3 separate regions of the Homo sapiens genome follow, and regions 1 and 2 are each linked to region 3. The links are chromatin loops, found by intact Hi-C in ENCODE. Cell type or tissue: natural killer cell. All regions are shown on one strand.

What was found. Peaks named below come from ENCODE experiments on the same cell type or tissue, not always from the same donor. Only the 100,000 strongest peaks of a DNase experiment are listed, where the experiment ranks them.
Region 1: a loop joins it to region 3, with 4 times the contacts of the local background. A loop is called at or near these places in 6 of 110 quality-filtered maps.
Region 2: a loop joins it to region 3, with 3 times the contacts of the local background. A loop is called at or near these places in 6 of 110 quality-filtered maps.

What each region holds. Positions count from the first base shown.
Region 1 is chr2:234,098,382-234,106,381 of GRCh38, reverse strand. No RefSeq gene overlaps it. Among named protein-coding and RNA genes, the nearest start is that of SPP2, 52 kb to the right of the region's middle. In natural killer cell, no CTCF peak of the experiment used is centred here; DNase peaks (open chromatin) are centred at 4,091 and 5,511; H3K27ac peaks cover 2,483 bases.
Region 2 is chr2:234,485,533-234,493,532 of GRCh38, reverse strand. ARL4C (ARF like GTPase 4C) reads left to right here. Exons shown (of 2, transcript NM_001282431.2): 2 at 1-492. Among named protein-coding and RNA genes, the nearest start is that of ARL4C, 7.5 kb to the left of the region's middle. In natural killer cell, no CTCF peak of the experiment used is centred here; DNase peaks (open chromatin) are centred at 1,492, 2,652, 3,152, 4,432 and 4 weaker places; H3K4me3 peaks cover 3,246 bases; H3K27ac peaks cover 7,759 bases.
Region 3 is chr2:233,986,779-233,994,778 of GRCh38, reverse strand. All of the region lies in intron 21 of TRPM8 (transient receptor potential cation channel subfamily M member 8), which reads right to left. Among named protein-coding and RNA genes, the nearest start is that of SPP2, 60 kb to the left of the region's middle. RefSeq lists an enhancer at 4,203-4,252. In natural killer cell, no CTCF peak of the experiment used is centred here; DNase peaks (open chromatin) are centred at 3,378 and 4,068; H3K27ac peaks cover 2,643 bases.

The DNA.
Region 1 (8,000 bases), 110 kb before region 3:
GTCCACGTTCCAACAGAAGGAGAGGGATGTTAGAGCTTGGCAAGAAACCTACCCATTCAAGTCAAAGGTCATGAAGTTAATTTGGTCCACACTGGGACGTCAGGTAGCCAAACGCCACTCAACAATAACAATAAGCCTAATGTAAAAATAGAACTGGACATTGCAAAAGAAGGTGGAAGGGTCCCACTGAGGAGGCTTTGACACAATGAGGACAGGGTTCAGTCTATCATTGTCCAACAGAGCTTTCTAAGGTATGGTAGGGTCTTGCTACTGGGCTGGGATTCAAGGAAAAGGCCACATTCTCTTGGGGGAGAAGCTGGGAGGAGTAGGAGAAAGCCAAACAAAGCAAAGCAGAATCCCAGGCCAGGAAACTGAGGCCCAGAGAGATGAATGAGACTACAACATGGAAAACGGGTGGCTCTGAAGATGAGAAGGCATCCAGGACTGAACCACCAGAGACCAGCTGCTGAGGCTTAGATGCCATCTGAACCACTCTGGAACCAAGGTTAGGGCAGAACTTGGGGAAGGAAGCCATGGGGATCTAGTGAGGCTCACAGGAATGAAAAGCCACAGGCTCACTATGGACATCATTTGATATGAAACGTCAGCCCAATAACCTCTTCCTTTCACAAATGCACACCAACGTAACAAGGTGTCCTTGTAGAAGGATGACTCGAATGCTGGTTGCCGGGAAAATGCCAACCCTAAGAAAGAATGCTCCCTTTCCTTTCCTTTTTCTTCTTATCCTTTTTCCTGACTGTGTGAGAGAACAACTCCTCTCCACCCCAATTTGTTGTGGTTGAGATAATACAGAACTGTACATATCTTTTCGTTTCTAGCTGACAGACAGTGAAGCTTCAACTGTTGGCTCATCCTTTTCATGTTGTTTTTAAATACATTATTTATTTCTTGAATAGATAATAAGTGTCTGTGGGCCAAAATTCAGAAAATAGCAAATATTAAACAAGGGAAAACACCTGCCTCCTTTACCTTCTCCAGTACACAGTTTCCTTGTCTCCTGGTTTTCATCAGCTGCATAATTTCGACATGCCAGTAACCAGATCACTTTGGTCTTAACCCTACACCTTAATGGAGTCAGTCAGTGCTCCCTGGTGGTCTTTTTACCATATTTTTTTTTCCAGTAAAAAATTGCCTGAATGTCATCCTTTAGTAGTTTCTTCGAAAGTGACTCATGGGAACCACACTCCCTAAGCGCTTGCAGGTTCAAAGATGTTTTCTGCTGTCTTATTTATGATGCATGGTACAGACTGCTATAAAATACACGTTTTCTCTTTAGGACTTTGTAGACTTTGCTCTACTGACTTCAAGGGTCGATTGAGGCTGTGAGCCAGGCTGGTATTTTCCCGTTAAGAGGTAATTTGGTCTCTTGATCTACCTGTCCAAAAGATTCTTTCTTTCTCTCTGATGTTCAGTAACTTCACTCAGATGAGGCTCCATATCAATGGTTCTGTAAATATTTCCCTCTAAGACATACTGTTATGATCTTTCAAGCTGAAGAGCCAAGTCTTTCTTTATTTTTAGTAATTGTACTTGGATTATATCTTTATTTTTTATTTTTGGTAGGAAGGTTGAATTTATTTATGTTTTAATGACAGATAAAATTGTACATATTTACTGTGTATGACATATGGTTGAAGTATGTACACATTGTGGAGTGACTGACTCTAGCTAATGAATCTATGCATTACCACACATAGTTTTATCATGTTTATGTTGAGAACACTTGACATCCACTCTCAGCATTTTTAAAAAATATAATATATTGCTAACTATAGTCACCATTGTATATCTAGTGTATAATACAATAGATCTCTTGAACTACTCCTCTAATGAACAAGAATTCTGCATCCTTTGAACAACATCTCCCCAATTTCTACCCCCAACCTTCTTAAAATATGTAATAACATATTTGGTTATCTTCTTTGGAGGCATCAATTATGGGTGGTTTGAACTTCTTTGTCTGTCTTGCTTATTTCTCACTTTCTCTGCAATCCTCTTATGACTCTTGGCTCATATGAATTTTTTTTCCCATCTTTCTCCATCTTATCATCCATTACCTTTGACAGTTTCAACATCAGCTCTTCCCTTCTGCACTGCTTCCCATCTGGCTTTCCTTCCTATAGTCGTTTTATTTCTCATCCACCCCTTTCAAGACCTCTCTCAATTCATGCTTTATCTCATTCTCTTATCTGACCATGTCATCCCTGAGCCCCTATCTTTGGGCTCTGGTTTTCTAAAGAATTCTATTTTTTTATTCAGGCAAGGTCTTGCTCTGTTGCCCAGGATGGAGTGCAGTGGTGCAGTCATAGCTCACTGCAGCCTTGACCTCCTGGGCTCAAGCGATCCTCCTGCCTCAGCCTCCCAAGTAGCTAGGACTACAGGCACACACTACCATGCCTGCATATTTCTGTATTTTTTTTGTAGAGATGGGGTTTTGCCATTTTGCCCAGGCTAGTCTTGAACTCCTGAGCTCAAGCAATCTGTCCACCTCAGCCTCCCAAAGTGCTGGAATTACAGGTGTGAGCCACTGTGCCTGGCTTATTTTTTTATAAAACTCTGTTTCTTCACTAAGATTTTAGAAAATTCTCAGCAATTGGTTTAATCACAATGTTCATCTGACCCATGGTAACGTTTTTTCTGTGGGGCTTGCTTATCTGCTGTATATGTTTGCTATTTCTTTTCTCATTTTTTATATATTGCTGTTGTATAGATTCTGTACTGATTCCTTCTTTATTCAGACTCATTGTTAGTGAGCTAAGCTCCTGGACAAACTATAGGGAGAGGCTGCTGGGGCCTATGGACCAGGGCCTTCTCCCAGCCTAAAAGACTTTTTCCTGGTGTCCAGTGAAGTTACTCATGACACAGGTTTATGTGTGAGTTTTTTGTTTTGTTTTAGGTTTAGGTTTCCAATTTCCTTAGTCAAGAGAGATCAGCAGTTGCAGAGGAGGTCTCCATTCAGTCTTTGAACACACCTGGACATACACCTAGACTGATTTCTACACACATCATGTGCCTATGTGGGCCTCTGTCAGTCACTTGGTTCCAGACTGGCTTTAGGGACGATCATGTTGCTTCCCTGCATATTCCTTTCCACATTTCCAAACAGAAGTTTAGGATTTTGCCTTTTATTGATTTAAGAGGGAAGTGTGGATGGAATGAGGATAGGAAGGCTATCCTCAAAACCAGGGGTAAAGCCAGGATTGGTGCATTTTGTCTGTGAATGAGTTAGTTCATTTATTATTCTTTTCCCTGGAACTATGAGAACAGTTACACTTGACTGATTTTTTTTTCTTTCTACACTGTAATTCCTTCCTGCTATTCAGAAGAGTTTGCCAAACCCTGATAGGTAGGAAGATGGATAGATGAATGGATAGAGAGAGAGAGAGAGAGAGAGAGAGAGAGAGAGAGAGAGAGAGAGAGATTCTGAAGTTACTGGTTTATTGGGAAAATTCAGGGAAGAGGCAGGAAAGTGAAGGGTAGCCTTTTTTCCACCAGAGCTCCAGGAGGAAACCAGCAAGAGAGGAAGCAGTGGCCCAGGCCCTATCTGAGAGAGGCAGAGGAGACCTTGGAAAGTATTTGCTGCCCATCCTTTTCCCAGAAAGGGCAATGAGACTCTTGTTTCTTACTTATATTTTGGTAGCTTGAATAATACCTCCCCAGCCCTATACTATGAATGTGTACTATAAAGTACACTTATGGTATAAAGCCATATAAATGGCCAAGGTCCCCTGCAGGTGGGATTAACTTAAAGTGGAGGAAGGTAACTCTGGACAGCAACAGGGAGAGCTGATGCTGGGGTTGCGTAGACACCAAAATCAAAATAGCGCTATTTATGGAGCACATTTTTAGAAATTCTCCCATGTGATTTTCTCAAAAACGCTATGAGGTAATAAAGGCTCAGAGAAGTCAAATTTTTTGCTCAGAGAAATCCAGCTAAAAAGTAGCTGAACTGTAATTGAAATGTATGCCTGACTGTACACAAGGTCTCTCCTAGTAACTCAGCCATTTCACATCAGAGGTGGCTGACAGGAAGCAACCACCTGCAATACTCTCTTTAATACAAAGGAGTCTCTGTAGTCCCGTGGTTTGGTGTGCACAGAACTCACCTGACCTGCTTCTCCCTCCTGGAGTCTGCAGGATGACAACGACCTGTGTAGGGCATTGGGCACTCCTGCCTCCACCTTCCAACCTCTGTGTGACTTCCTGACACTGATACCTCCAAGTCTATGGTCCCATTCTCTCTTCTCACCCCATCCCTTCACAAGTCATGGAAAACTCCAAAGTGCAATAAACTTGGTGCCAAAAGAACCTCTTACTCTTTCCCCTACCTCCACCAAACCTTTGCAAAACTTCTGAAGAAATTTGAGCTTACTCTTTCTCAGAATGGAAGGAATATTAGAAGGAAACAATAAGAATGGAAAGGGGATGGAAAAACCAGCCTTGAAGGGGGAGAAGAGGAAGCCAACATTCGCTGAACACCTGCTACATATCACACATGTCATGGTTGGCGTGTGTTCATTCTTAATCCTCCCAACCCACTACGGTAGGTAGAAACATCCCATCCTACAGGTAGGCAAACTGAGGTTCAGTGAAGATAAGTAACACACCTGAAGTCAAAAGACCCTGAAATAGCAAAATCACTTTCAACTCTCAATCTCCCTGGCCCACGCTCTTTGCCCCAGAGCCGGCTAGCCAGTGGCCCTGTAGGCGAACCAAGCAGAAGGCCCTCTCCTCAAAAATATCCCACAGAGAGCCACATCTCTGATGAGGTGTTAACCAGGAGCAGGATTGCTAACAGTCCCCCATGTTGGCCATGCCCACCATCCCTGCTCCCTGGAGGATAAAAGGGAAGAGACTTTGAACAAGACTCTGTGTGTGTGTGTGTGTGTGTGTGTGTGTGTGTGTGTGTGTGTGTGTCTGCCTTTCTCTCTTCTTCTGTCTCCCTCTTTCCCTCTGTCTCTTTCTGTCTCTGTCCCTTTCTCTTTCTGTCTGCCTGTCCCTCTGTCTCTGTCTCTCCATCTCTCATCACTCTCCCCCAACCTACAGACCACAAAGGTTTTCCCCACCACTTTACCATGGGCAGAAGCATTCACGGGGTCTCCACTATACATCCATGGAGAAGTAGGAAGTCAATTTTGGACTTTGAATCGCACTGTAGTTTCTAATCCATCAGTCACAAAGCAGTTTTTATTCATACTTGATACTTATGTTTCTGTGTGACACAATTTAGCACTCTGAGGACAAGGGATTTAATTATTTATCCCTTTAAATCTTAACCACAAAGCTTGTCTTGTTATCTGCCATATCTCCAGTGACAAGCATAGTCCCCGGCATATAGTGCAGGCTCAATATATATGTAAAATGGTAGATATATGTCTTAACATGCATGTTCTAGGAAAGTAATTGAGTATGTAAATGCAAGCATTGGGCACACAATTTTATGTGAAATGTCAGCTGTGCTGTTGTTGTTTTTGCTTTCACCTACAGTCCCAACATTTCAGAGGACTGAGGTCTTACCACGGATTTCGCTAAAATACCACAAAAGGAAATGACAAGAAGCCTTCATTTCTTCAGTTGTCGATCTATCTTATTTTGACATGGCCAAAAATATTACATTTCCAAAAATATGTCAACTACAGAAAAGATACCCAAACATGTAGTCTTAGTTTAAGCCACAGTTTACCTACATTAAATATACTCTGTTCTTTTGTCCCTACAGATTTTTTTTTTTTTTTTTTTGAGACAGAGTCTCACTCTGTCACCCAGGCTGGAGTGCAGCGGCCTGATCTTGCCTCACTGCAACCTCTGCCTCGTGGGTTCAAGCAATTCTCCCTGCTTGAGTCTTCTGAGTAGCTGGGATTACAGGCACCTGCCTCCATGCCCGGCTAATTTTTGTATTTTTAGTGGAGACAGGGTTTCACCATGTTGACCAGGCTGATCTCAAACTCCTGACCTCAGGTGATCCGCCTACCTCGGCCTCCCAAAGTTCTTGGATTACAGACGTGAGCCTCCATGCCCAGCCGTCCCTACAGATTTTAACCTATTAGATTAAGACAAGCTATCCTTTCTCTTAGTATCTGAAGATAGATGAGCCTCTGTTGCTGATTTTAAGAGCCTACCCAACGGCCCCCTCTGTCACCTGCACACTAACTACAGCTAGGACCAGGCCCCACCACCAGTGTATAACGGACTCTATCCCAATTGAGCCTTCAGGTGAGACACCTGGCCAACACTTTGACTGTAGACTATGTGAGACTTTGAAACAGAAGATGGTAAGTTATGCTCAGGTCCCTGACCTATAGAAATTGTGAAATGGGTGTTGTTTTAAGTGACTAAGTTTGTAGTGATTTGTTATATAGCAATAGATAGCTAAATACAGCACCATTTGGAAAACCTCCTTTTCTCAAACTTCTTCTATACTGTATTAGTCTCAGAGAGCTTCTATAACAAAGTATCCCCAGCCCTCCATATCTGTGGGTTCTGTATCTATGGATCTGACCAACTATGGATCGAAAATATTTGAAAGAAAAGAATGAATGCCTGTATCTGTGCTGAAGCATGTACATAGTTTTTTCTTGTCATTATTCCCTGGGCAATACAGTAGAACAACTCTTTACACAGCATTTTCATTGTGTTAGGTACTATTACAAGTAACCTGGAGATGATTTAAAGTATATGAGAAGATGTACCTAGGTCATATGCAAATATTACATTACTTTATATAAAAGACTTGAACATGTGTGGATGTTGGTATCCATGCGGGGACCTGGAACTAATCCTCCAGGGATACTGAGGGATGTCTGTGCCACAAACTGGGTGGCTTAAAACAACAGAGATGTATTGCTTCACAGTTTTGGAAGCTAGAAATCTGAAATGAATGCATTGGCAGGGCCGTGCTTCCTCTGAAACCTGTAGAGGAGAATACTTCCCTTTTCTGTGGTTGCTTCAATCCTTGACATTTATTGGCTTACAGCTGCATTAACTCTAATCTTGCCCCTGTTGTCACACGGTTTTTCCCTGTGTAGCTCTGTCTTCACAGACCCTCTTTCCATAAAGACACCAGTCATATTGGATTAGGGGCCCACCTTAGTCCCGAATGACCTCCTCTCAGTTTAAGCAGTCACATCTGCAATGACCCTGTTTCCAGACAAAACAACATTCTGAAGTACTAAAGATTAGAACCTTAGATATCTCTTTTTTTAGTGGGGTGGTGGGAGGCAGTGAAAAATTCAATTCATAGCCTATACCAAGTGCTTTTTACTAGCATGCTACCATAGCCTGAGTTAAACATGCTTAATCTGTTTTGACTACAGTGTTTTCACAGGGAGTAAAGGTTTGTGTTTTTCCTGATCCATGTGAGACTGATTAAATAAAAAATGAAAAGTGAGAAGTGGCAGGGACATCCATCACTTAAAATATTTAGCCAGCACTCTCAAAACCCAGTGGTGCACAACTGCAGAGTGAACGCTTCACCGGATGACCTTTCTGATATTGCCGGTCGACATGGTTATTGTTCAGTGGAGGAAGGTGACAGAGCATGAAAAAGATGGCATTTTGTTTTTCTCTCTAATGTGAGTAATAGAAGAGCCGGGAAGTTTATGGAGGTGGACGAGGACCAGTAGTTGAAGAAGAAATAAAATGTTGTATATAGTTTCCAGATGAGTGTTTTATTAATGGTAACGAGACTTTACATTTAGATAATGCTCCACAATTTACATTGATATTTCCTCCCTAGCAATGTGTCTTTTACATAGTAGTTACCCAAAATGTGTTGGAGAACCGATCACCGCAACGAGGTTGGGGGGCAGAGCAGCTCAGATGAAAAATATGCTGGGCAGATGTTGTTATTTTCATATTCAGATGTGTGAGCAGAACCTGGAGACACTGAGTTACTCTGTTCAAAGTCATTTCCAGATGTTAAAGCAGGTTGTCTGATTTGCCGTCTAGTAACCTTTGTTTTCAATATATTGCCCGGAACA
Region 2 (8,000 bases), 500 kb before region 3:
AATCAACTGTTAGTAATTGTGCAGTAAAGTAAAGCCCTGTGGTGTATCAACTACTAGTTAAGAGTCTCAGTTGATTTCTGTAATGTTTGACCTAATAATAGCCCGTTTCGTCTCTGACCCAACAGAGGAAGCACAGATCAAATCACCTTGGAGTGGTCACCAGGGGGACAGGGAGCCCCCCACCAATGTATCAATGGGTGATTTATGATGCCTTCTGCCCTTTGGCGAGTGAATGGGTTTCCCATAGGGGAAGTTGGCCTCCCTCCGTGAGCTTTGGAAATGTTTTCTAATAGACACAGGGAGGCCAGTTCTGTTTCAGAGCAATTATCTTCCCAAATTCTCTGTTCTGGTGTTGGAACTGTGTGCCCTGGTTTCTGTTTTCCTTTCTACTGCTGTAATTCTCTGTCTCATCATCCTTCTCTTTTGTTTCCATAGCCTTTTATAATGCATATATGATGCTGTGAACAGAAATAAATTATTTATACAATCAAATGACTGGGGAGATTTTCTGTGGAATTTTTTGTTTGTTTTTTTGACATTGCTGGTATTCATTCTCTAGGCCTCTGCTGAGTGGGGGGATGGATCACAAGATGGTGTCTGGAGTTCTAGTCGGTATATCAGTCATCTCAATTTTTGGTGTCAGGGTCTAGCTCTGCCGTGAATGGTGGATCCGGATGCTAAAATGCAGGAGTCTGTATGCATTTGAGGCTCGTTCACTTGCGCCTGTCCTTCATCTGGGTGCCTTCCACTGCGTCATTTCAAATCCTTTAGGAAAATGGCCTCAATGTCTAGCCCTTCCTCAGCACTCTCATTTACTAAAAAGGTCATGAATTGATAATTACCTCAAAAAGGTAATTATATAAAATTGGAAATAGCTTTGTACTAATATAAGAACGCTGGAAGTTACAAAGCTACTCAGTATCTTGGCTTTGTCTCTCTGCTCAGTACCTGGGCTGAGTCCATGCTTTTTGAGTCCAAGGCTTGAGCTCTCTTAAATAGCAGGTGTAGTTAGACCCTCACACTCTGTAGACTCTGCAGAGAAAAGGTCCACTTTCTAGAGAAAAATGCGATTGGGCCAGAACCAATAGAACCTTGAATGGGTGCAATGGGTAGCATATGGAGGCACGTGGCAGCTGTTAAGCGACAGGCTTAATTGCTACTAAGTGATGGTTAAGACCCTAGTGGGGTATGGGGTCTCTTAAGCATGGAGCCCAAAAGAGCCAGTTCCAAAATCTGGCTCAAGTGCCTAGGGCCCTGTGATTTTGCTCAAGTCCTTTCCCTCTAAGCCTCAGTTTCTCATATGTAAAATGGGATCATAATGGTACCTCAAAGAATTGTTGGGAGGATGAAGCAGGATAATACAGGTGAAGCGCCTATCCCCATGCCTGGCACACAGTAAGTGTTCAATCGCTTTCAATTTGTTGTTATTGGCTGCCAACATGTGGAACGTGTGATAACCTCACCCGCCTGCAGGTCTTTAAGTCAGGTCCTTGCAATCTCCCTTTTAGCCACACTTCTTGGTATCCTCATCCCACTAAAACCTAGGCTGCTGACTCTGGGCTTGGGCCAGAATGGAGTGAAAACAAGCACCTGGAGACCGTCTGATCAACCCAGGTGGTCTTCTCCTCCAAAGGTGTAAGAGGCTGAATTAGGTGTCAAACTTAGGTTGCCGGACTCTTGAATCCATTACTTTTCATACATCCCATATCACTAGGCTGTGATCCCCTCAAAGCAGGGAGGAGATCTTCTTTAATTGCTGGTGCCTAGCATAGTACTGAGCATATAGCAGGTGCTCAGTAAATATTGGCTGAATGACTTAATTCCTGTCAATTAGTTTTGGTCATAAACTTTAGGAATTAAATAAAATTACTATCTCCTATTAAATATTTAAATGAAAATAGACAAAATATTGTTATTCTTCCAGATCAGTATTGTGAGATGAATCATTGCTCCAACCAAGCGTGTTGAAACTTACACATTGGTGAACACATTTGTGGGTTTAGAGGTTTTTCTTTAAAAATGAGCGTGGCTTGACTTTAATCATTTACATTGCTGCAGGAACTAATTATTGGGACATAGATTACATCAAAAGGGCACGGATGCTGTTTCTGAAACCTAAAAAGCGGCTGAAAAACCACTTAGGGACTATTGTGGCTCCCCAGGAGTAAAAATGTTGAGAATCAGAAGAAGCAAAGACCAAAACCCTTGCTTTATAGGGCAACCTTAATTTAATCTTGATTCAACAAATACATTCTTGGGGAGCCAAGTGACATCTGATACTTAGACAACATCAATCATGTTATGTTTTCTAGAAAATTAACTGCAAGTGGCCCCATCCCTCTGACCACTAGTAACCGAGGAGGTTGGTGTTAATCCTAAGCCGCTGTCCTATTTCCCACAATCTGAACTTTTCCTTCAAGGTTTCGATTCTTCGTTTGCCACAATCTGAACTTTTCCTTCAAGGTTTCGATTCTTCGTTTGTAAGTTTTTTTCGGTAGACCAGGGACGCCTGGCCTTACTGTTTTGTGCCTTTATGCTCGTCTCCAGAGCTTGGGTTCTTGGAACGATCCTGTTACCAGCGTTAACTGTTAGACTGTTTTGATGTCACAATCATGTGGTAGCAAGGAACGACAAAATTATGTGCATATAACTGATGTGAAGATTAAGGGTTTGACATGAAAAAAGTAAGAAGAGAACAAATGCAGAACTTGATAGTCCTTGATTTAGCAGCTCTCTGGCTGCCCAGCTGAATAACCTCTCTTCTGCTTTGTGTCCTGTTGTAGGTCTGATGCCCACAGCTTGGCATTTGCCTGCCAGAAAGAAATCCGCCATCTCAGTTGATATGCAGGCATTTCTCTTCTCTCCTCATTCAGCTGTCTCGTACATGTTCACTTATCCTTAAAACAGCCCTCTCCTTCTGGCTCTCCCTGGCTCAGCTGAAACTCGTTTAAAATAGAATTTGCACAAGACATTGGAGGATTTTATACATTTGTTTTGCACCAGTTCTCAACTTAAGCGTGGGGCTGCGTCAGTTTCAGAGAGGAACTTGCAATGTGAGGGTTTCTGAGAAAGTAGCCTGTTGTTTCTTCCCCAAGATTAGAAGTGAGAATGAAAGATCTGTGTTACTTACTCCACCTAAATTTTCAGAATATGCCGTGGCTTTCTTTGAATGGTACCACCTTACACACAACTCTGGGCGTGAACTGCTCCTAATGCAGGATGTAACTGTGACTGCATTCTGCATGGAGCATGGCAGCATGGTGTGAAAGAAGTAACCAAAACAAGCAATTTTTAAAGTTGTTTTTATAACATGCCTTTTAGAAGACGAGCATCTCGTTTGCATTTGTTAATTAAAATTACTGTAACATAGTAACATTAGGCACAGCCTGGTTTATAGTCCCTGTTAGTCCTAGATGATCATGGTAATAGCCACTGCAGCCTTTACTGAGTGCTTAGTATATGCTAGATACCATGCTAAGTGCTTCACTTCCTTGATAATTTTTCCTCCCAAAGGCCCCAAGAGATCAACTAATTTTATTTGCACTTACAGATGAGGAAACCGAGGTTCAGAGGAGATTAGCTAATGTTCTGCGAGGGTGGAACTAGTTTAAGACCCAGATCCCTTCAACCCAAGGGCTGGGCTCTTGGAGGCTCCACTAACCTGCTGCCCTTTGATCAGGAAGGTTCTGCAGTTTAAAAAATATTGGGCTCTGGGCCAGGCGCGATGGCTCACGCCTGTAATCCCAGCACTTTGGGAGGCCAAGGCAGGTGGATCACCTGAGGTCCGGAGTTTGAGACCAGCCTGGCCAACATGGTGAAACCCTGTCTCTACTAAAAATACAAAAAATTGGCCGGGCATTGTGGTAGGCACCTGTAATCCTAGCTACTTGGGAGGCTGAAGCATAAGAATCTCTTGAACCCGGGAGACGGAATTTGCAGTGAGCTAATATTGCACCATTGAACTCCAGCCTAGGCAACAGAGCGAGATTCCGTCTAAAAAAATAAATAATAATAAATCTGGGGCTCTGGATCTAGGAAGACGAGGATGGACGGTTTGTGTTGCCAGCCTGCATCACCACCCTCATGCTGATGACAGAAAGGGTGACCTCCTTCCCCTCCCCCTTCCCCCACTGCCAGGGCTCTGCCGACATCCCAGCACTGCACCTTGCTTTCTCTCCTTAGCACCTCCCAGTGTCTAGAAGACAACCCCTCTTGCTTCAGATTCTGTCCCTGAACAATTTTGTTTTCAGTTTTCCTTTCAGGAGTGTTTGTGTCGGGGACGATGCCTACCCCACAGAGGATGGACAGGGAGGAGTGTCAGGTGTCACTGGGTCTGCATTTGGGGATGTGATCTTGAATGAGTCACCTGTCTAACCCCACTCAACCTCAGACCGCTCAACTACAGGATGAGGCTGAGAATCCCCATCCTGCCTACCTCTCAGTATTGTTTTAAAGGTAAAATGAAACACTAGACAGAAAAGCACCATGCAAGCTGCAAGGCAAGTCACACACACGGCAAGGATGCATATGATGCTTCGGCTGTGACCCCTTCTCCCCGCTGATGGCAGGATGCCCCCTCCTGCGTGTAGGGGAATTCTGCTGGTCTGTTTTTCACAGACAGGCCAAACAGCCCTGGTGCTCGCTCCCTCTTCATTTTCACTGATAAGACTTCCAGCTCATGGAGAGTAAACCAAAGGAGACTTCCTAAGGGAAAACATCTTTCCTTGTGAGATTCTGGGCATTGAATCTTTAGTGGAAGTTTCCAGTAAGTGGCTGTGGGGGAAATGAGCCTCCTCTATCTGTGGTTTGCAGAATTCTCATTCTTCTAATGGCTACTCCTGGGTGTTTCCATTTCCTTAAACGCTAACTCACTGTGCAGTTAATTTCAACTGCCTATGCCTCATAACAACTAAAAAAACTACAATTGTAACATTTAAAAGGCATCATGGTAAGTAATGATCATTGCAACAGTTTATTTCATAAATATGTGTTTGAATCCATTATTACATGAATGAAAATTTGCATTGCTATGTAATTTGAAGTGTGCTGGGATGCTGTATTTATCATATAAAAAAGCTTCCAAAAACAGAATGGACAACCAATAGTGACACCCACAATATTGGGGAGACTGTGATATAGGCAAAGGCACTTGTCCTCAGAGGGCTGATATTCTAGTAGGTGAGTCAGGCCTAAATGATCAAGTGAGGTGCTTGACTCCAGTGCAAAGCATCCATCATTTTACCAAAGAGAAAGTCACAAATTTAACCAAACCCACCATTGCAAGCCACACCAGCCTTGGGATAGAGCCAGAAGCAATGTATGTTCCCTAAGGATATTACTCTGTGGTCCTGGTACCTGCCATGTGAAGAATTCTGCCCCCCTCAAAATCCTTCTCCAACTCTTTCAGAGATTTCCTGGGGCAGGGAGGGATGTTCATTGTACACATGTCCTCAGCCTCCTCCACATGTCCTCAGCCTCCTCCACTTCCTTTCCTTCCCTGACTCCTGGAGGCAGTGCCAGTTTTGCAGGTTTTGGAGAAGCTGATCATCATGATCAGCATGATGGCTCAAACTGCTAACCCCAAACACTGGTGACCCCACCTGGGTCCGCCCCATTCTCAATGTCCTGCAGATATTTCGGGGGCCTGGCTCCTCAGTGTCTGCTCTTGCACATAAGGAACACAGGAGTCAAAGAGCCCAGGGATTATCTGAGTGTCTAATGCTGTGCCATCCCAGAATCCCCCTTTTATCTGACACTGGCTCTCTCTCCTGGAGCCTTTCTCAGGTGTATCAGCCCACTAGTCCCCTCCATGGAGTTCTTCCCAAGAGATGCCTTAACTGATTAGAAATCCTGGGATGGATGGGAATCTTGGTGTGGGCCCAGCTCCGGGTTCTAAACCAGGGCTCCATCAACCTAAAGGGAGATGTGTGGTCTGCCTGCAATCCGGTTGCTGTCATAGAGTTAAGAATTTCCTGCAGAAGTATTGCGAATGACTACTTCCCCCTGAAATCCAGGCTGTGTCTTAATTCTGCTCTTCCTGAATCTGATTGTATAGATAATTGGATGCTGGAATCAGAGATTAAAGGGTCTGATATGGGGTGAAGGCCTCAGAAGGAGACACTGCAGGTAACCTATACAGTCAATATCTTATCTTGCTGGCAGGACCCTGATTTTGCTTGGATGGCACCTTCTGTCTCATGGTTTTGTATTCAGAAAAGGCTACCCTATCCCCAGCTTTAAGAGAAATTAATATCAACCATAAAATCAATCATTCCTGTTGCCCGCAATTTGCTTAGGATAGGTCCTGTTGCCATTCTGACCAATGAGGATGAAAGGAAAGGCTTTTTGTAGAAGAGAGAGCGGGTGGGCTTTGGAAAAAAAATTTTATATTGGAAAATGAGACATAGGGACCATATGGCTCTCCTTTGCTGTCTCTGAATTTCAGCAAATGAAGATGTGATGCCTGGAGTGACTGCAGCCATCCTGATCCCATGAGGAGAGCCAACCCAGACACTGAGGATGGCAGAAAGGAAATATGAAAGGAACCTAGGTCTTAGAAAATGTCATCCAACTGCTGGAATAACCAACCCCAGGACTGCCTGAACTCAGGGCTTGGGATTTCAGCTATCCTTCAGACACCATCACCAACCCTGATGTTGCAAAAACAATGAGAGCTCCCCACAAGAGCTGCCATGTGAGAGAAGCCTCTCCACCCTCTCTGTGTGTGACAAGAGGTCACAAGCAGATGGAAACCTGCCTTGCTTGGCCCAGGCTGGGGGAGTGGAAGGACTGACTGCTCCCATCCTGGTTTGACAATTACTGCCAAGGAGCCAAGGACATTCTGGCCACAAGAGTGTAATTCAGAGTAAACAGCTGAGAACGTCATTCATTGTTAAGCCCTTTACCACTGTTCATTTTCTCAAAAGAAATTATTCTGATAATATTAATTACTGCCATTCATGCAGTGTTTGTTTTATATTAGATGCTGAATTGAGCACTTGACAGTCATCTCATTTAATCCTCTCTGAAGCACTATGAGGTAGGCATGTACTTCCTGCCTCCACCAACTGCCTCCTTTGGATAGACAGACAGACAGATAGACAGACAGATAGATACTCTTAAAAACAAAGGTTGACCACTTTTGGAGTGCCAAGCACTGAGCCAAACATGTTAGTTGGGCTGTCCTTCTTACCCCTGACAGTAAACATCATGGAATCAGGACTATTTTTATCATTAGCCTCACTACAGAAATACAGAAACAGGCTTGGAGGTGCTGGGTGCCTTGCCAGGGTCACAGTGCTACTATGCAGAGTGAGGATTTGAACCCAGGCAGTCTGACCTCAGAGCCTGTGCACCTGCCATGAGGCAGCTCTACACAGCCCTGAGCTGGAAACTTGCACATGGCAGGTACCCCAGGATATCTGTCTCATGAATGGACTCCTAATTGGTGCAGCATCCACCACCATTGCAGCTGAGAAGGACCGCACAGGGATCTCTGAACCAGCGCCTTTCAAATCTGATGGGCATACTTACTGCCTGCCTGGGGATTCCGTTGCATCGCGCATCCTGACTTGGTGGGGCTGGGGTATGTCATGAGATTCTGCTTTTCTAGTAAGTTCCCAGTGAGGCTGATGCTGCTGTTCCCTGAATGCAAGCATCAGAGCATTCATTCATTTGTTGGGACCTTGGCTTTGTATCATGCCAGCACCCCAGAAAATTTCGTGCCTCAGCCATGTTTCTCTGGTCCCTTTAAAGCAGTGGCTGTCAACCATGGGTGATTTTGTCCTCCAGGTGCAATGGCAATGTCCTGAGACATGCTTGGGTGTCACCATTAAGGGGAGGGGGCTACAGGCATCAGGTGGGTAGAGGCCAGGATGCCACTGAACATCTTACCATGCCTGGGACAGCTCCCCAGACAATGATCTGGCCCAGAATGTCAATAGCACTGAGGTTGAGGAAGCCTGCAAGAGGTCCTTGCACTGGCAGTTCCCTCTCCCTAG
Region 3 (8,000 bases):
GCAGAAAAATCGATTACATATGTTACGAGACCTCATTCTTGCACCTTAGTACATTACATTAGACTTAAATATCTTAAGCAAAAAAAAATGTCGGATACCTACGCAAAACACTGACCAACACAGACAATGGTTATTGGCTTTGCTTAAAGTTTAGCTTTGTTTATCTTGGTGTTTAATGACGAATGGAACACCTCTGCAATCTACACTAGGGCCTGGATCCCGTGTAAGGCAGACTTGTAGCAGGTGCCTCTTGAACAGGGTGAGATCCTTAAAAGAAAAGGATTTCTGTTTATTAAACATCTCCTCCATGTAAGCTCCTATGCTATGCCTGTAAATTGGTTGGTTGACTGATCCTCACATCAACCCTGAGTGGTAGATTACTTAGGTGAAAAACAGCCAGGACTGGGATGTATTATAGTGCAGCCAGTCAAATCTAGCAGCCAGCCTGGCGTTTCTTCCAAATGTAGGTCAGGCTGCTTTGAGGCTAATAGCAAGCATCATCATCCACCCTTTCTAGTCCACAGCTGGTTCTGTTGCCTACAAAATGCACTGCATGTTTCTGCGGCTGCAACGAGACACGTGTGCATGCAGCAGCCCCCGATTAGGGAAGTTCAGGCTAAGAACTTGCCAGAAATCAGTTTACTACTTGGGCCAGAACAACTATTACCATTCAAATTATTGTCCCTAGAAGTAACTTGAAATATTCGAGTTTGGGGAATTTAACCTAAAAATAAGAAGAGATGAATGTGAAAATACTTTAAGCAATGTTGTATTTCCAAAAAAGAAATAGATGCTCTATTTCAAAAAAGGAAATAGAAATCTTTGACTATATATCTAGTCAAAAAATGGATTATACTGACTTCCCAAAACTCTAACACCAAAGAAAAAATCAAAACAACTGCATCCATTTTTGTGCATTGATGTTGTTTTCTGAGGTATTATTCCAAAGGAAGCAATAAGTCCTATTGAAAAGAGAAACTTCCAGGATGCTCAGAGCAGGGGAAAGCATTCTCTCTGGCAAGTGGGCCCCCCATCTTCCTCAGAGAGCTCAGAGTGGAAACGCAGCCCACAAGAGTCCAAGTAGGAAGAGATTTATTGCACCATGGCTTAAGTGGCCACTTGGAGTCAGGGAAAAACATGTCTTCTAGATCATCTAAAATAGGGATTGGAAAACTGCAACTTGGGACCAAGCCAAGCCCCCCACCTGTTTTTGTACAGTCCATGAGCTAAGAATGGCTTTTACAAAGCAGGGAGGTGCAGGTGGGTACAGCATCACTGAATACTGCTTCTTTTGACACATCTGACCAATGACCCTAGCTGGCCCTTACAGAGAAAGTCTGTGATCCCTGAGCTACAGTGCACGTAGGCCAGTGCCCATGAATAAGGCTTTGTGTTTGTATCATTCCCTACTTTTAAAGAGCTCTGCCTCATAGGTCACCAATCATTTGTTCCTCAGGACAACTGGGTTGACTGCACGGCCCCTCCTGCTGGAAGAGTAGCTTCCTCTGTACCTCAAGGGCAAAGGTGGATCCAGTGAGCAGCAATGCTTTCCCAGACAAATAGCAAGAACTCTTATGGGCATCCCAGGGGGTGTGAATGAACCAGCTGATAACTGGACATTAATACCCAAAAGCCGTTTTGCATAAATAATGCATATTCAGGATTGGCTAGGCTGAGATTTATTTATACACCGAGGTACAGCTGACCCATATGGCAGCAGCTTCCAAAATGTTCTTTTTCTCTCAAGTCAGTCCAGGACTCAGCCAAATAGACATGAGGGTTCTCCAGAGGGGGGCTCCTAATGGAGCGATGCTTCCACCTGCTTTCCTAAAACAATGTTTATATTCTGTAGACATTGTTTTCAAATTCTGTAAAGGGGAGACTGAACTCTGCAGAAAAGGATTTTCTGGGCCAGCACGTGCACACCCCCTCAGCAAAGCAAGCATTGTAGCAGCTTAGAGACCATCTCTCATGCCCAGGGTCTCACCCGCCCCATCTGAGATGGTTCTTAAAGTCTCCTTGACAACCAGTGGCCATCTGGTGTTGTCCCTGAGAGAATTCTGCAATTTTCCCTTTGTGCATCTCCAGCGATATCTTGTGCCCTTGGCGTCCTGTCCCTGGCAAACACCTAGCTGGCTGGAGACATGCAGTGACAGCTGAGGTCCATCTCCTGAAACCAGCTGAGCAGGAGAGGAGGAGGAAGGAGAGGCCATGCAGAGGGACAGCAGTTCAGAAACTCACTGAGAGTGGAAATGGTACCAAGAGGGAACAGACGTTTAGAATTCAGATCACTTTGTACATAAATGAAGTCCAGAAGTACCTTAAAAGAATAACACACCATGACCATGGAATAGGATGACTAAATATTAAGAACATTTATGTCATTCATCTTTTGTACAATGCATCATAATACTAGATCAAAGGGAAAAATAGCATTTCAATAACTGCTAGAAATCTTCTGGCAACATATAACATCCTTTTCTGATTAGGAAGAGAAAGAGAAAGGAGCTTAATAAACAAAAAAGAGGAGGAACTTTCCATGACATGATAAAAAGAAAAAAAAAGAAAAGTAATTTAGTAAGGAGACTCATTCCAGAATAAATAAGGAAAACTTTAATAACCTTCTTACGTACCAAAACGTAGTCACTGAAAAAACATAATAGAAAAAGTACCTTACTTTTTTCCCCCTACCATAAGTGGCTGGAAACAAATTAACAAGGAATCTGCCAGATCCATATGAAAAAGACCATAAAACTTTACTGGGAAATTATATATGTTTGAATAAATGAAAATCATAGCATTTCTTCTCAATAGTAAGATGCCAAATTCCCTTAAATGATTCTACAAACCTAACATCATCATAATAATATTCACAAGAATTTTTGGGGGAAGGAGAAAGAAGAAAGAATCCACAAGATAAGCCTTAGGCTCCTCTGTACAATTAAATATACAAGAAATGCCAGAAAAGTTTTGAATAAGAATAATGAGGGAAACTTGTACAACAGATGTTAGAACGCCTAAAAGAAAAAAATACTTCAGTAATCAAAGCCATTTGGTAGTAAAAACCAAAATACAAAGACAGATCCACAGAACAGAATGCAAAGTCTGCAAAAAATTCACAAGGAAAAAGTAGATGCTAAAACAATGGCAGAATTTTCAAATACACTGAAATACAAGAAACTTGTCAGCTAATTCCCTATCAGATGGACACCTCCTCCAAACTTTGCGTAGATTTCATGGATTTTCCTTTGTCGCTCCTTCCCCAGCACACAGGCAGTATCTAGCCAGTACTGCCCCATGGCCCGTGGTGACAGTGACTTTTCGCTCTCTCTGATGCGCTGGTGTGTATGTTAAACTGTGTAACACATCCTGGTTCCCCTCTCATTCTGCAACATCAAAAAAGCAGGTACAAAGCCAACAACAGCCAGCAGTAAGAGATGACAAGCGATTGGATCACACTGATTTTGGAATTGATAATTCAGGTTAGTATATTGCTAACAGAATAACCAACTAAGACTGTGCCATATACTTGCACGAAGACCCATGACATTTCTCTTCAACTTCAGGAAAAAGTCCAAATTCTTTAATATACTATAAAAGACTCTCCATAACCTAGCCCCTGCCTACATTTCCACCCTCCCCGGCTGCTGATTCCTCCCTAGACTAACATTATCTCCCCTGCTTCTACCTCTCCTACCAACACTTGGGGCTCTGGGTACATGATCTTTCAAGCAAACATCACCTCCACCTAGCTGCTGCTGCAGATCCTAGGCTCCCCCAGCCAACAATCTCACAATTAATAACTCCCTCCTCTGCAAATAGCCTCTCCATGCTGTTTGTATTACATTATATTATATATATTATATTCATATGTTTCCATGTCATCTCTTCCCTTAATATCAGGGACTTAACCTTTCTCTGCCTCCCACTCCTTACGTGTAAAATGGCAATAAGGCTGCACCTGAGGCAGGTTAGATGAGGTGGTCAGAGCCTCCCTTGACAGGAAACAAGAAACTTGTCAAATTGATGAAGAGAACAAACCACCTAACAGTGCACAGACCGCATCCTGAGCTCGTGGTTAGAACACCCTACAGCAAAAAGGCAGGAGCAGAAGAGAAAAATCCCCACATTTGTACAAGCACAGAAACCCGTGATTAGTGTCCTTGGGCTGACCTGTGCTCATTATAATAGTAAAAAACACACCCCCAGGTGGAGATTTAAAATGCTTATAAGACATGCGATGGATGTACTAGCATGTACAGCCACTGCACATGTGGACCTAAGAAACCACTCCTAACATGCTTAATAGCAACACCCCTTACCACCCCTTCATGAATAATCATGCAAATTTCCCATAAAGGGAGATCCCCCAGTATTAGACAGAGCTGTCTTGCCTTTGAGTGGCCCGTTCTGACCGGCTGCTAGAGTGTACTTTGGCTTTGCAGTCAACTCTCTTGCTTGCTTTTGCTTTTGACTCACTTTCAAATTATTTTCTGTCCCAAAGTCAAGAACCTGAACTAGCCCACCGGCTACACACCTACACAGAAATGAGTAATAATTAAATGAGGCGACCCCTGTAAAGCACTTGAACCTGTGCCCAGCATGGGAAAGCTTCAATAAATATTAGCTATTGTTACTATTACAATTATCTGCGCTCTTCTTTCTATTCTTTTCACCCCAATTCAATAACCTCCCTTAGACTGTTCACACAGCACTCAAACCTTTAGTTTGTATCAGGTCATTATTTTCTTCCTTCTACTTTTCTGCATGTTTATATTACTCCTAAGATCTGAAAAACATTTTTAGAAATTATTCTACAGCAGGACATGTTTGACGAGTCCTTTTCAGAACTGCCTGGGGTGAACTTATCTTCAGGGCACAATGCTTATAAATGCCCTAGCTCCTGGTAAGTCGACCTGGAGTCATTTACTGACTTTAAATTCACTTCCTGCCGCTGATAAGCCACACAGGCCCTGTGATCGATAATTTTAATGTAGAATAATCACAGATGTTCACATCCATTTCCTTTCTCTGTTGAATACCATCTAGAGAGCACTCCAATACTCCTTCAGAATTCCCAAAGGTACATTTGCATTGCAGTTAATAAGGTTGCCATTGTGTATGGTTAAGCTTTTAAATGAGTATTTTGATGTGGTGCCAGGGAAGGGTCACATCCTGGGGCCATCTGCTCACAGAGTAAGCCCTGAACAACTTTAAAAATGATCAGAAACAGTGTTCCAAGGATTTAACCTAAGGATAACAACACGGCGTCTCTCGCTGTTCTGGTGTCCCCAGACAGGTATTAGCCAGGAAAAGGCCTCTGGTTTAAGCCGGAGCTAATCGAGGAGGTTCCCCAAGGACAGGGATGTTGCAAGCTGTCACACTTAAGCACTGACTGGGGCAACAGTAGGATGTGATGCAGTGGCTCTGGCCTCGTGGGGAAGAGACCTGAGTTAAGCCAGATAACGCGCGGCCAGGACCACAGACGCTGAGCTGCTGGGACTTCATCTCCTTCACCTGAAAGTGACAGACGAGGCTCCCATCTTTCTCAGCTCCAAATTCAATCATTTCATTATCAAAATGCAGGTAATGGATTACAAAAGTGCCCGGTTCTCATGAATGGCTCCTTCAGACAGCTCATGTGCATAGATTCAAAAAAGCTCTAAATATTTTACCATGTGCCTCGTTGAGATTTACCAAGTTAGCATAACTCAAAGGCCATGGTTTTAGGAGCTGTTGGTCTTTTTGTTTAATGTCTGTAAATATAGTTAGTGGTGAGTTCTTACAGGACTATCCAGTGTAGCTATGACATCTTATCACTGTAAAGAAAAGCCTGAAGCCATCCCACTTCGCCCTCGCCTTTGCTTCAGGTTTTGGGATTGGTCTGTTTTGCTCCCTCTCTTGTGGAGACATAATCACCCATAACCTGCTGCTTCTCTCTGCAGCTCAGATGTTGGCCCCTCTGACTTTTGGACACTATTTGGACATCATGACATTGGCTGGCTGCCTGTGAGTCAGACAGGCTTCTGGATCCTCAAGTCCCTCCCTGCCACCAGCTAGGTGGTGAGGGAGAGTTTCCCCTTCCCTTCTTAGGGCCATGTGGAACTAGCAGCCACATAATCTTCATGGCCCAGGCACCTGGCACAGAGCAGATGTTAAACCTTTACATGATGATTCTCTTGCTGATTTGTTACTCACCATTGGTGCTTCTCAGTATATAATACACCAGGAAGCTAAGCTCCTAATAACTAAATAATGAACTAAACATGGGTAAGAACCCATTTTTTTCATTCATTGAATAAACCCACAAAGTGACAGGTGCTGAGATGGCGGGCACAATCTTCACCCTCCAGAGTTCGCCATTCTCAAGGAGAGAAGGTTGTTACCATGCAAGTAAAAGAGTGCCATAGGGGCTCAAAGAGTCTCTGTGTGAAGTGGGGAGGCCATCAGGTACCACCCTGGCAAAAGATGATTCCTGGCTCTGTAAAGGGCAAGCAGAAACTGGGCAGGAAGAGAAGTTCGGGATGGAACAGGCAATCCAGACAGAGGACAAGTATGTGCAAAGCATCAGGCATAGCAGTTCACCCTGTTTAAAGAGGAGCATATGGGAGGCCTGCCGGGGGACAGAGAGCAGGGGATGAGCATGGTGGGGAAGCTGAGAAGACTGAAATTTATCCTGAATGCTGTAGGGAAATATTGAAATCCTTCCAGAATTTTAAGCAGAACAATGACTGTGTTAGTCCATTTTCACACTGATGATAAAGACATACCCAAAACTGGGCAATTTACAGAAAAAAAAAAAAAAAGAGGTTTAATGGACTCACAGTTCCACGTGGCTGGGGAGGCCTCACAATCATGATGGAAGGCAAGGAGGAGCAAGTCACGTCTTACGTGGATGGCAGCAGGCAAACAGAATGAGAGCCAAGTAAAAGGGGTTTCCCCTTATAAAACCATCAAATCTCGTGAGACATATTCACTACCATGAGAACAGTATGGGGGAAACCGCTCCCATGATTCGATTATCTCCCACTGGGTCCCTCCCACAACTTGAGGGAATTATGGGAGCTACCATTCAAGATGAGATTTGGGTGGGGACACAGCCAAACTACATCGGTGATGTTTTAGAAACATCACTTTTGGTCACAGTGTAAAGAAGACTGGAGTGGACTGGAGAAGGACATCTCTGGACACTGGGAGACCAGATGGCCACACACTGCTCAGCCCCTTTGCTATGTGATGTCCCCAGAGGTATGTGCTTCCACACAGCCCTGCTCAGGGGGAGGCCACTGGACAAATGAGGCAGGTGACCCTCATCTGTAGTCCTTGAGCATCTTGGAATCTCAGGGCTCTATTTGACAATTGTCTTTTCCTTATATTCTTTTCTAAATTATGAATGTAATGTGTGATCATTGTAACCAGAGAAGTATATATTTGATTTTTAAAGTCCATGTTTTTATTTTTAGAAAACAATATTATGCCATAAAATTAATTTGCAATTTGTTTTTTATATTTAAAAAATACCATTCTTTCAAGTTAACAGATATAGATCAAACTTTGTCTTTTAAGAGCGGCATAATATTCCACAGTGTGGATACAGCACACTTTCTTTAGCCTCTCCCTAGTGATAGACATCAAATAGTGATCTAATAAACATCTTTGTACATACACCTTTAGGATAGATTCCCAGATGTGAGAGAGTTCCGACAGAGGTTTGCATGTTTTTCCTTTAATAACTATTTTTGAAGTACTTTCCTAAGAATGGGAAGTGAGTCAGGTTCCCAGTAGCAATGTCCATTTCCCAGCATCATCCCAACACCAGAGACTCCCTTTAACTTTCGTTCATCTGCTGGGTTTAAAACAGCGTTTCATTGTTTCCACCTGAACTTTCCTATCCACAAGATTAAGTCCTTTTTTATGTGCTTATTGGCCATTGGACTTTTCTTTCTCTGAATTATTTATTTTCTCTGACAAGTTTTCTATGAGTTGTCTTTCTCTTATAA